Linked DNA regions of Homo sapiens: region 1 is linked to region 2. The links are chromatin contacts, found by Hi-C in ENCODE. All regions are on one chromosome and are shown on one strand. The core of a region is the stretch at or near the end of the contact, and the rest is flanking DNA. Distances in the headings are between cores, read along the strand shown.

Region 1 (6,155 bases), core at 1,243-3,742, 290 kb after region 2:
TTAACAATTTATTGAATCTTTCCAGACCAGTTATTGGCATTTACAAGTTGATACCACAGACGACTTTAAAAATAACTTGCTTTCTCTCTAGGAAGCCGCCACCAATAGCAGCAACAACAATAATAATTCAGCTTGAGCTTTAAAAATACTCCAGCATGTAAAAATAGTGTAGGCTAACACTGAAAAAAGAAAAGCCAGACACTATATTGTTTTCACCGTAGCTCTGCCATCACCAGAATCCTTTCCTGAAAGGTACAACACTCAACGCTTCACCACGATGGCCAGAGAGGGCAGTGTGCACCCACGGGAAAGGCAAAGGCAGAAACGCTGCAAATCCCTTCACCATTGGAGGAGGCGCTACCAGCCCCTACCCTATCCAGCTCGATTTTATCAAGTTCTGCAGGTAAAGCGGTGTGACAGATCTACGCGATTTCATCCGGGGGTGCTCTCGGATGCACGGTCAGTAGCATGCTGACAACCTTACCGTAGTGAGGGCGCAATCCGACAACGGCAGAAAATTCAGATAAGCAACACGATCAGAAATCCTAGTGTGCATACGGTTTATCACGAAAGAGTAAAAACATTCCTTTCCCAGGAATGACTGTAAAAATTAGGAGTTAGAGATATGAAAGCCACAGGATGAATTTCAGAGTTGTTTTCAATTGTAATAAAGAAATCACTACGGATTTACGGTTTGTGAAATATTCATCAGCTAGAAAGTCCTAGGTTACCTTAGTACAAGCTGTAGATACGTTTACAGTGGGGTAGTTAAACGTTTCGAATTACTGAAATCTCAATTACGAATTTAGGAATATGTGGAGAGTAGACAATGTGTCCAATTAAAATCAAAAGCAAAATTACACTGAACTTTCTAATAAAACAAATTTGAAAAAAGTGCTGTTAGGGAGCAGGAAAAAAGTCACTCTACAAATATTAAGATACAGTGCTGAGTTATACATAACACCGTTAATAATGCCTCAGCCGTACCCTCGAAATTTTTAAAAAAAGAACATGTTACGACATTACAAACACGTCAGCTTTCAATTTAAATCAGCAGGGGGAAAAAGGGAAGTCCTTTACTGAGTGGTGGTGCTGTTTTCCCTCTGGAAATTGAAAAGACGATTTATTCAGTCCGAGTTTCAGGAGCAACTTTGTATCCCAATCCTAATTATCTATGTATATAAATTTTCATCTAAATTACCACCTCCTGGGAAATGCAAAGCCGGTGGAGTAGGTTTTAGAGCTCTGTGCTCTGGACAAGCCAACTGTTTTAATTCCCAGTACAACAAATTAGTAAGAACCGAACACCAGCGGCGGGGAATTCTGAGACCTCTGGCGGAGCGCGAGGAGCGCCGCGTCCCGGGAAGCACCCGAGCAGCAGCGCTCCCCGGGGGCCGGGACAAGCCGGGTCCGCGGCGCCCGCGCGCCGCCCCCGGAGCCCGCAGTGGTGCCGCAGCCTCCGTGGCCGCAGCAGGTGGGACCCGGCTGGCCCAGCAGGCCCCGTTCCCCGCCGCGAGGTGCAGGCGCCGCGGGGCTATTCGAAAACCACTGCACGACGTCACGGCCGCGGCTTTTATTGTTCTCGTGGAATTACTTTTTGCCATCACATCTGGAGAAAGAGCGGCCTCCGCTCCACGACAGGAATCTCACAACTTTGCAAAGGGATGCGCGGAATTCTACGGAAGCGGCGCGAGGGCGCAGCCCGGAGGGCCCTGCTGGGCCCAGGGGCCTCCTGGCCGCCTTCCCGACCCGATCCCTCTTCCCACACGCGCCCCGCGAACGTCGGCCGGACTCGCAGGGGTCGGAAGCGGCGCGCCCGGAGAGCCGGCGGAGCCGGGCAGGGCTCGCGCCCCGCGGTCCGCTCCGAGTAGCCGCGAGCCCCGCCAGACAAAGAGGCGCGTCGGGTCCCGGGCGCGGGTAAGGGACGCAGAGGCGCGGGCAGGGCGGCGCGCCAGCCTCGGCCCGCAGGGGGCGCCGTCCGTGGCCCCAGCCCCGGTCCTTACCTTTGAGGACCGAGCAGAGCCGCTCCAGGGCCATGTTCCCGAGCTGCCCGGCGCTTCGCGAAGGGCTGAGGTAGCGGCGGCGGTGGCTCGGCGCTCACGGCTCGGCGCGGCGGCGACGGCCCCACTCCGTCCCCATCGCCGGCCAGCAGCTGCCTCCCCGCTCCCCTGAGGAGAGCTCAGGTCCTGCGGCCCGCCATGCCCGAGCCCCACAGTGGGCTCCCGCGCGGCCCGAGCACCCCGACGGGCGCCGCCTCCTGCTCCGCGGCGCCCCGTCCCATCGACCGCCCGAGGGCCGAGGAGTGCGGACGCGCGGCGCGGGACCGGCAGGCAGCTCCGCCCGCGGCCCCGGCGCGGGATCCACTGAAGTGGCGGGCGCGGGGCGCCCAGGCTCATTTAAGGAGGGAGCGCGAGCGCCGCGTGCCGGCTGCGCCGCCTGTGCGCATGTGCCCGCCCCGCCCCGCCCCGCGCCGCGCCTCGCGCGCCCGCCGCGGCCTCGCGCCGTGGGACGGCGTCGCTCCCCGCCGGCTGCCGTTAGGGCTGGGAGCCGGCTGGGCGCGGGGGTAGTGAGGGTGCCTCTCGCCGTGGCTGCGCGGCGGCCTCGTCCGAGAGGCCGGCGCCGGGGCAGTGACCGGCCCGTGCCCAGCCGCCGCGCAGGGCGCCCGGGGCAGCTGGCCGAGCCCTCGATGCCTCCCGTCTGACGGAGGCGCCCGGGAAGCGCCGCCCACCTCGGCCCCGCACCCTCGCCGGCCTGCCGGGTCTCCGCCAGCCCTAGCAGACAGAGAGGGGCGCCGGTCCCTAGTCCCCCAGACCTCCATTCAAGGTCAAAACTTTGCCCAGCTCAGCCTTGCTCGACCCTGGGCAGGGAAGCGCGGACATCGGCAGAGGGAGCCCGAGGCTCTCCGTGCCCTTCGCGCCGGTGAGTTCCCGACCCGCGGCGCTGCCGGCGTTTCCCTAGCGCCCGCCAGGTTGACAGGCACTTTAGTACCAACTCCTCAGACTCCCCCTCATGAAGTAGGTTTTAGGGGATTGGAAAGTCGAGGCCAGAGAGGTGAAGCCCTTCGTCCAGAGCCGCGTAGCGAATGAGCGGCAGGGCTGTGCACCTCCCCCGGGGCTGCCCTCCTAGCAGCTAACCACTACGCTGGGCAGCTTCGCCAGCTGATGGGAGTCTCCAGGTCTGCCAACAACTGCCTGGCTGTTGGTGGTATTCATGATCCTGCTTTATTTTCTCCACAGCGGTTATCACACTGATATGACCTTCCTCATTTATTTATTTGTTCATCCTTTATATCTCCCTCACCCTCACACCATTAAAATATCAGCTGCTTGCAGGCAGGCCGACTGCATTCATTTTTTTCACTCCACACATACGTATTGGGTGTTAATTATGTGCAGAAGACAATGATTGGTGCTGGAGATAACAACCGTGATCAAGGCCTTACCATAATAGAATATTTATGCCTGTCTCTGCGTGTAGTAGGAACTCTGTAAACGTTTGTCTAACCAATTGTAGCTAAAGACAATGTCAGGCAACTGAAACATTTTTCAGGTGTTAAGCTCTTCTCTCTCACTTTGTATTCCTTCAAGAAAGGTACAAAAGCATAAATAATTCATGAGATTTACAAAGGAAAAACATACTTAACACCAATTAATATCGAGGTGTTTCACCCTTTGCCATGTGCTGTGAATGGGGGCATAAAAGATGGGTAAGTTTGGGTTCCTAAAGGTAACCACCTACTACAGTTAAGATCGCACACGAGAACCAATTAGGAAATAAAACATTTAAGAACTTTTTCCCACGGATATGAAAAGGTGGCTCACGCATGTAATCCCAGAACTTTGGGAGGCTGAGGCAGGCGGGTCACCCGAGGTCAGAGGTTTAAGACCAGCCTGGCCGACATGGTGAAACCCCATCTCTACTAAAAATACAAAAATTAGCTGGGCGTGGTGGCACGCGCCTGTAGTCCCAGCTACTAGGGAGGCTGAGGCAGGAGAATCGCTTGAACTGCACTCCAGCTTGGGCAACAGCGAGACTCCGTCTCAAATAATAATAATGATGTAGCATATTAGTAGAATAGGAGAGTAAGAAGACAATATTAAGTATAGGTTACAGACAACAGTGAACCAAAAAAATTTGAGAGGAAGGGGCTCTCAAATTAACATAATAGTTTCTTAATGTGAAGTTGTTGACTGAAGGAAAAATCTGCGTGTCATGTCATCAGAGAAGACTTCCTGAAGGAGGTGACACACAAACCATGGAAATGCTTGGGGTGGCGAGAGGAGAGGAGGCAGAAGAAGAGCTCAGCAGGCAGGGAGCAGGATGAGCCTGGAACGTGGGGCAAGTGTTGTGTTTGGTATAAAGAGGTTGGACATGGTGGGCTTTGATTATGGAGATAGGTGCTCAAATGCTAGTTAGGTAAATGATTACTTTTAATAGTGCAGTAATGGAGTTCTGGGAAGATTTCATCTGGCAGTTGAGGTTGTAATAAAAGGGGAGAGATTAGAGCAACCACAAGAATTCCAAAAGTAGATCTGTAATACTTCTACGTTTACTTTAGAAGCTCTTACTTGTATTATTTTGATTAAACCTAAAAAATCTTTTTTCCTCTAGAATGTTGGCTTGGGAGTAGATTCCAATTGGGAATGTTCATTTTGTGGCTCCCTTTTAAGACACCTATCTTTTTTAGATGTGCTGGTGGAATCGTCTGCAGTCGATTTTTCGAGGAATGTAGGAAAGCACAGATCATAGCTGAGACTACTGTGTGGCCATATGTTAGCCAAATCAAAAGGGAAGCGTTTTCATATCTCTCACTTGGGTTCTGTATTTGAATTATTATTTTCCTGGAAGATCACCCAGTAGCACCCAGTCTGTTCCCAGATTACCTGGCAGTTTCCAGGTGACTGAGGGCTCGGCTTTCCTTGCATCCTGCCAGTCTCCCAGGCATCCATTCAGGCTCTCCAACTCCTCACAATCATTCCTATAGTTTGAACTGGGTTTTCTCTGACCAAGTCCCATGTAGTACTTGAATGGTATTGCATGGCATTTACTTGTTACTAGAATGAACCTTGTTTTTTTTTTTGAGACGGAGTCTCACTCTGTCACCCAGGCTGGAGTGCAATGGCTCACTGCAACCTCCGCCTCCCAGGTTCAAGCGATTCTCCTGCCTCAGCCTCCCTTGTAGCTGGGATTACAGGCGCCTGCCATTATGCCCGGCTAATTTTTTTTTTTTGTATTTTTAGTAGAAACGGGGTTTCACCATGTTGGTCAGGCTGATCTCGAACTCCCGACCTCAGGTAATCTGCCTGCCTCGGCCTCCCAAAGTGCTGGGATTACAGGTGTGAGCCACCACGCCCGGCTGAATGAACCATTTTTTAAAAGGAAGCATTTTATTGTCAATATTTATACACTTAACAGATTTTTGTTGTGTCTCTGTTTTGCTATTGTTTGGGAGTGTTAACATTTTATTACATGACAGCCGAGGAAAGCAGGTTGTTGCGTTTGGAGATTGTTACTTACTGTCTGTGTCCCCTCCTAGTTCATATGTTGAAGCCCTAACGTACAGTGTGGCTGTATTTGAAGAGGAGGGCCTTGAGGGAAGTAATTAAGGTTAAATGAGGCCGTATGGGTGGGTCCCTGATCTGAAAGAAATAGTGTCCTGATGGGAAGAGATATCAGAGAGCCTGCTGTCTCTTCATGCACAGGCACCAGGAAAGGCCATGTGAGGACACAGCAAGAAGGCAGTCATCTGCAAGCCAGGAAGAGCATCCTCATCAGAAACTGAATTGGCTCCTGCCTTGATCTGAGACTTTAGCCTCCAGAACTGTGAGGAAGTATGTCTGTTGTTTCAGCTACCCAGTCTATGGTATTTTGTTGTGGCAGGCTGAACCAGCTAATACAGAGATTATAACTAAGGAAGGTAGAGGAATTTAAAAAGAACCAAACTTTTATGTGCAGAAACTATTTGTAGTAAAATATAATATGGATCTTTACAGGGTGCAAATATGGCTACAGCAATGGTGACATTTAGTGAAAAACAATCAGGTGGGTTCTCAGTATATGAAGATTTCAGTGTTTATTACACAACTGTAGGGTTTTTTTTAGGGAAGGAAGAGAGGAAAATTGTAATTTTTAAAAAGTGCATTCTGTTAGTCTGC
Region 2 (6,330 bases), core at 584-3,083:
AACCTAGTGTGTAACTTTCCACTAGACCATAAACTTCAAAGGGACAAGGTCTTGGTGTCCCCAGACCCTCATACAGTAACTGGCACATAGAGGGTATTCAGGAAATGTACATTTGTTCATTCATTTGATAATTGTCTATTAGAAACTGAGGAAAATAAGTTCAATCTGACATAGTCCCTTTCTGGCCTCTACCTTAATGATGGAGGCAGACTAGTAAATCAATGATCACTGTCCAGTTGCAATGCTTTCTCCAAGAATGGTGAACTCAAGGGAGCCTGGGGAAGGAATATCAAAATCAGAGGGCTCCAACAGTGTTTCCCAGCAGAGTCATGACATTGGCCTAACTTTAGAAAAATGAGAAGGCATTAGAGAGATGAAGGAGAGGAAGAAGATTCCCTCTGAAGCGTATTCGAAAACATGGACATGTAACATAGCCTGATGTATTCTGGTGGGACTTGATGACCTTAGTCTCATTGTATTAACTCTCTAGAACAGGAAGTAACTATCTAGGAACTAGGTCCTTTAGATAAGCCAATGCCTTTTTTAAAACAGTAGAAAATAAAGGGGCAGACTGGGCTTGGTGGCTCACACCTGTAATCCCAGCACTTTGGGAGGCTGAGGTGTGAGCATTCCTTGAGGCCAGGAGATTGAGACCAGCCTGGGCAACACAGCAAGACCCCATCTCTTTAAATTTTTTTTTTAATTAGCTGGACATGTTGGCATGTGCCTGTAGTCCCAGCTACTTCAAAGGCTGAAGCAGGAGGACTACTTGAGCCTAAGAGTTTGAGGCTGCAGTGAGCTATGATCACATGGCTGCACTTCAGCCTGGTGACAGAGTGAGGCCCTGCCTAAAAAAACAACAGTAACAACAACAGAAAGGAGATTTATCAAAAGTAGTTTTTTTTTTCTTCTTTTCTTTTCTTTTTTTTTTTTTTTTAAGATAGAGTCTCACTCTGTCACCCAGGCTGGAGCACAATGGCACGATCTCGGCTCACTGCAACCTCCACCTCCCAGGTTCAAGTGATTCTCCTGCCTCAGCCTCCTGAGTAGCTGGGACTACAGGCGCACGACACCACACCTGGCTAATTTTTGTATTTTTAGTAGAGACAGGGTTTCACTATGTTGGCCAGGCTGGTCTCGAACTCCTGACCTTGTGATCCGCCCACCTCGGCCTCCCAAAGTGCTGGGATTACAGACGTGAGCCACTGCGCCCGGCCAAAAGTAGAATGTTTGTGGAAAAAGACTGGATACATAGCTGGGCGCGGTGGCTCACGCCTGTAATCCCAGCACTTTGGGAGGCTGAAGCGGGTGGATAACCTGAAGTCGGGAGTTCGAGACCAGCCTGACCAATATGGTGAAACCCCGTCTCTATTAAAAATACAAAAATTAGCCGTGCATGGTGGCCGGCGCCTGTAGTCCCAGCTACTCTCAGGAGGCTGAGGCAGGAGAATTGCTTGAACCTGGGAGGCGGAGGTTGCAGTGAGCCGAGATCGTGCCACTGCGCTCCAGCCTGGGAGACAGAGCGAGACTCCGTCTCAAAAAAAAAAAAAAAGACTGGATACAAAGAATATGGAGACAGTCTCTGATGATATCAGTGCCTGGTAGTAGGACCTTAGTAAACATGCAAATGCCTGGATAAAAGTAATTGGCATCGATATGGTTTGCTTTAAGCAGAGAACAAGCCAGCCAGGGATCTAGCCCATTAAGAATTCAAGCAGACTCCTAAAGGCACACAAAAGAAATAAAGGGTAAAAGAAATCACTTTAAAACAGGAAGATTTATATAACCCTGTCTGTGTAGAAGAAAAATGTTCCCAGTTTCGCATGCCATTCGCTGCCAGGATCTGAGATTGTTACTAAGAAAGAGATGGGAGGAGGGTGTTGAGGGAAATAAGATGCCAGGCCAGGACACAGGCACAGAGAATTTGACATTTAGGGTTTGAAAAGACCTGGAACAGAAGCCTCTTTTGCTTTTAAGGCTTCTCTTAATTGCCACATTTGAGGCCTGGGATTTATGAAGAAAGCACTTTTCAAAAGGACAATTTACACTTCATTATAGAGAAAGTTCAAGTGCAGTCCCCAATTTCCCCTCTAGTTGCAATCCTGAGCCATTTGTGGAGCAGCTGTGTCAAGTGGGGAGGAGAGCTATAAATGGTTTATAAATCAGTGCACGACGTCACAGATGGAAGCAGTTGCTGCTGCACCGGCTGGCAGCGAAATTGTGAATCAGTCTAAAGTTCTAGAACAATGTGAATCAAACCTCACAGTGAAATGCCCTTAATGGTATTCAACAGCTATGCCCTCACCCCCAGACCAGCCTCAAGGCAAACCACAACAGCCATGCCCTCACCCCCAGACCAGCCTCAAAGCAAACTACACCCCAGTGTGTGTGGGGGCCAAGGAGACTTTTACTTCACCCTTGGAAGGTTCACTGAAAAATCAGCTCACAAAAGGTAGGTTAATTGGAGAAGAAGCATGACATGTATACACAGGAGACTTCCAAATGAAGACCCAAAGATGCAGGGGAAGTTGTCCATTTTTGCGCTTAGATTCGACAAAGTCTGGACAGCCATGTAGAAATAGGATTGGGCAAAAAGGGTCTGCGCTAACGCTCGCTAATAGACAGAGTGGGGAAACCCAGCAAGATCTGTCGGTCTGGATTCTTCTTGGCCTCTCCAAGCAGCATTCCTTCCCTCTAGGTATGGGGCAGGATCCTCTTTCCAATAGGGATCTTATGACCTACAGTCAAACAGGGTAGGCCAGTTTTTTCACAGAATATTTTTAGGTTTTATGGCTGGCTTGGGGGAAAAAGGGTTTTGGTGTCTATGATCTGCCTTGAGGAAGAGGGATTCTAGTTTCTATAACTAGTTCCTGGGGAGAATGGGCCTAAAAGACAGGAGGGCAGAAGGTCAGTGAAAACCTTTAGCCTCTGAGGCTGCTTCTGCAGCCTTCGTCTTGGGGTATCATTTTCTGAGCTCCAACACATGCAAAGGGGTGATATCTGGAAGTTGCTCATTGCAGACTAAGATGGGTAAACTGATGAAAGGAGTCACTTCAAGCCACAGCATCACTGTCCTAGGCCAAAGGAACACTGCCCTTTGTTGAAAACTTGCTGCATTAGGAATTTCCCCTATTCTCTCCTAAGGATCATGAAATCTCAATAATGGCAAAGATATCTAGATCTTGTTGCATGCCAGTCAGAGTTCTAAGTATTTTATATATATTAAATCAATTTTATGTCAATAATTTTATGAAGGTGAGGCCATTATCTCCCATTGTACAGGTGAGGAAACTGAGGCACAGAGATTGGTAACTTACCCAAGGTCACATACCCTAAATGGTAAAGCCATTGTTAGAACCAAGGTGGTTTGGCACCACAGTACACACCCTCAACCACTGTGACATGCTGCCTCTTGGCACCGCAGTACACACTTTCAACCACTGTGACATGCTGCCTCTTTTTGTTATTGTCGTTAATTCAATTTTTTAAAAAATTGAGGCGGGGGCTAGAAGCGGTGGCTTATGCCTGTAATCCCAGCACTTCGGGAGGCCAAGGTGGGCATATCACTTGAGGTCAGGAGTTCAAGACCAGCCTGGCCAACATGGCAAAACCCCATCTCTACTAAAAAATACAAAAATTAGCTGGGTGCGGTGGTGGGTGCCTGTAATCCCAGCTACTCAGGAGGCTGAGGCAGGAGAATCGCTTGAACTGGGAGATGGAGGTTGCAGTGAGCTGAGATCGCGCCACTGCACTCCAGCCTGGGCGAAAGAACGACACTCTCCCTTAAAAAAAAAAAAAATGAGATGGGGTCTTGCTACATTGCCTAGGCTGGTCTCAACTCCTGGGCTCAAGAAATCCTCCCACTTCTACCTTCCAAAGTGCTGGGATTACAGGTGTGAACCACCATGCCTGGCCCTGTGTGTGTGTGTGAGACAGGGTCTCACTGTCGCCCAGGCTGGAGTACAGTGGTGCAATCTCGGCTCACTGAAACCTCTCCCTCCTGGGTTCAAGTAATTCTTGTGCCTCAGCCTCCCGAGTAGCTGGGATTACAGGTTCCTGCCACCACGCCCAGCTGATTTTTGTATTTTTAGTACAGACGGGGTTTCACCTTGTTGGCCAGGCTGGTCTTGAACTCCTGACCTCAGATGATCCGCAAGCCTTGGCCTCCCAAAGTGCTGGGATTATAGGTGTGAGTCACTGTGCCCTGCCCTTTTTTTTTTTTTTCAAATTGAGGCTGCTGCCTTTCAGAGGGGGTGCCATCTGAGCTATGCTGAGCTATCCCTTGTCACATCCCCCCTCCCTTCCTCTTCATTCAAGGAATTCTGATGAGGCTGCCATCTTCATTGGTAACCAGCAGTGGAGACTTTGACTAGGTATGAGCCAGTCGGACATCAGCCTTGCCCTGACCTCAGTGATGTGGGCGGGACCCAGGCTGGGGCTGTGATGCAGTGAGAACCAGTGAGTCACGATGAGACTTTTCCTGAGGCCTCTGAAGTTCTCTGTTCTCTGCTGATTTTGGATGGCAGGGAGTTCAGCAAGGATCTACTGGAGCCCTTTCACTACATGAGGGGAAGCTGCCTGAAGGGAAGTCGACAAAAACAGAGAAAATAGCAAAAAGGGGACCTGGGCTGCAGACCAGGACCCACAGCAGTGACTGGGGCATCACCAAGAGCACATAGTGTTGGACTCATGTCACATAATATAAATGGGCCCTGAGACTGGGAAGGGCAATATTGCCATCACCTCATTTGAATCCTGAATCCAGCCACTCCTGAAGTGTCAAATACCTCCACACTCCATGAGCCAATGTATATGTTTTTAAAAGGCAATATGAGTGGGGTTTTCTGCCACTTGAATAATAATGCATCCTAATCAAAACAATCTCAATGAGCCTAGCAAAAACCGAGCCAGAAAGCCCATTAGTTACCAATGCTGGGATGGAACAGTAAGTCTGTCAGTCAAAAATGAAACTGTGAATCAAGGTCCTCACCATGCTAAACAACAGAGAAAGAGCCAGGAACATGTTTCTAAAATCCTCAACCATTCTCAAGCTTTACATTTTTGTACAAATGGAGAATGGCAACAGCACAGATAATCCCTCACAACTGCATTAAAGGATTCACTTTCATGATTGCATTTCACTCTGGTTAATGTTAAAATGACTATGTCCCATCCTCAGCAGACTCCGGTGCATGGTCCTCAGCCCTGCTGAGATGGCATTTAAGTCAGCCAGGCATCCAAAGGGAACCCAGAGACAAGGGGACTTTAGCCTCATCTATGTGTTCATCTCTTATGAAGGAAGGTCATATAATTGAAAGTTATCTTTAAAAAGTTGAAGTCAGGGGCTGGGCATGGTGGCTCACGCTTGTAAATCCCAGCACTTTTGGGAGACCGAGATGGGAAGATCACTTGAGCTCCGGAGTTCAAGACCAGAGGCTTGGCAAAATAATGAGACCACATCTCTACAAACATGAAAAATAAAAAAATTATCCAGGTGTGGTGGCGTGTGCCTGTAATCCCAGCTACTCAGGAGGCTGAGGCAGGAGGATCACTTGAACCCAGAGGTCAAGGCTGCAGTGAGTTGTGATCACACCACTGCACTCTAGCCTGGACAACACAATGAGACCCTGTCTCAAAATTAAAAATAAAAATAGGCCAAGCATGCTGGCTCACACCTGTAATCCCAGCACTTTGGGAGGCCGAGACAGGCGGATCATCCGAGGTCAGCAGTTCAAGACCAGCCTGACCAACACAGAGAAACCCCGTCTCTACTAAAAACAAAAAAAATTAGCCAGGCATGATGACATATGCCTATAATCCCAGCTACTCAAGAGGCTGAGGTAGGGGAATCACTTGAACCCAGGAGGCAGAGGTTGCGGTGAGCCAAGATCACACCATTGCGCTCCAGCCTGGGCAACAAGAGCTAAACTCCATCTCAAAAATAAATAAATAAATAAATAATAAAAATAAAAATAAAAAGTTTGAGTTAAAGAACAAGTCATATAATTACACTATCTTAGATGAATGTTTTTATACTTTTTTTTAAAGTAGTGGAACCCTCAAATAAAACCTGATATGAAACACTGTAATAAACATGTGTTATGTTTTGCCTTCTTTGGGTGTAGAATCTAATATAAGGTAGCTTGCTTCCTGGGAACCACATCCTATTCACATCTGAGTGTGGTTCCAGCACATGGTCCTGGCCTGGCCATGGGGGCAAATATAATAATTTGCTTCCTGAGCTCTCATGGTTCTTTTTCCCTTCATAATTCTGGAAAGACACAGCAGTGGTATAGTTTTTTGATCTCCTAGAATCCACCTTGCAGGAAA

What was found. A loop is a pair of places that touch in the nucleus more often than their neighbours do. Pooled maps may share reads with other maps.
Region 1: a loop to region 2 is called in a map of mammary epithelial cell, with 12 times the contacts of the local background. The contact joins the promoter of ITFG1-AS1 here to the enhancer-like site in region 2. A Hi-C loop is called at or near these places in 4 of 168 maps with a recorded cell type or tissue (Caco-2, IMR-90, chondrocyte and 1 more), 18 of 37 single-sample maps with no recorded cell type and 13 of 50 pooled maps.

Annotation. Positions count from the first base shown.
Region 1 is chr16:47,141,576-47,147,730 of GRCh38, forward strand. It overlaps ITFG1-AS1 (ITFG1 antisense RNA 1), which reads left to right and starts at 2,493. Exons shown (of 4, transcript NR_110904.1): 1 at 2,493-2,919. It overlaps NETO2 (neuropilin and tolloid like 2), which reads right to left and starts at 2,370. Exons shown (of 9, transcript NM_018092.5): 1 at 2,004-2,370. The coding sequence starts at 2,037. RefSeq lists silencers at 374-463, 474-523, 1,351-1,500, 1,671-2,510, 2,571-2,900.
Region 2 is chr16:46,855,632-46,861,961 of GRCh38, forward strand. No RefSeq gene overlaps it. Among named protein-coding and RNA genes, the nearest start is that of GPT2, 26 kb to the right of the region's middle. RefSeq lists an enhancer at 4,286-4,580. Within about 2 kb of position 1,834, at least 4 of the 41 ENCODE cell types and tissues checked have a DNase peak (open chromatin) inside an H3K27ac peak, as active enhancers do.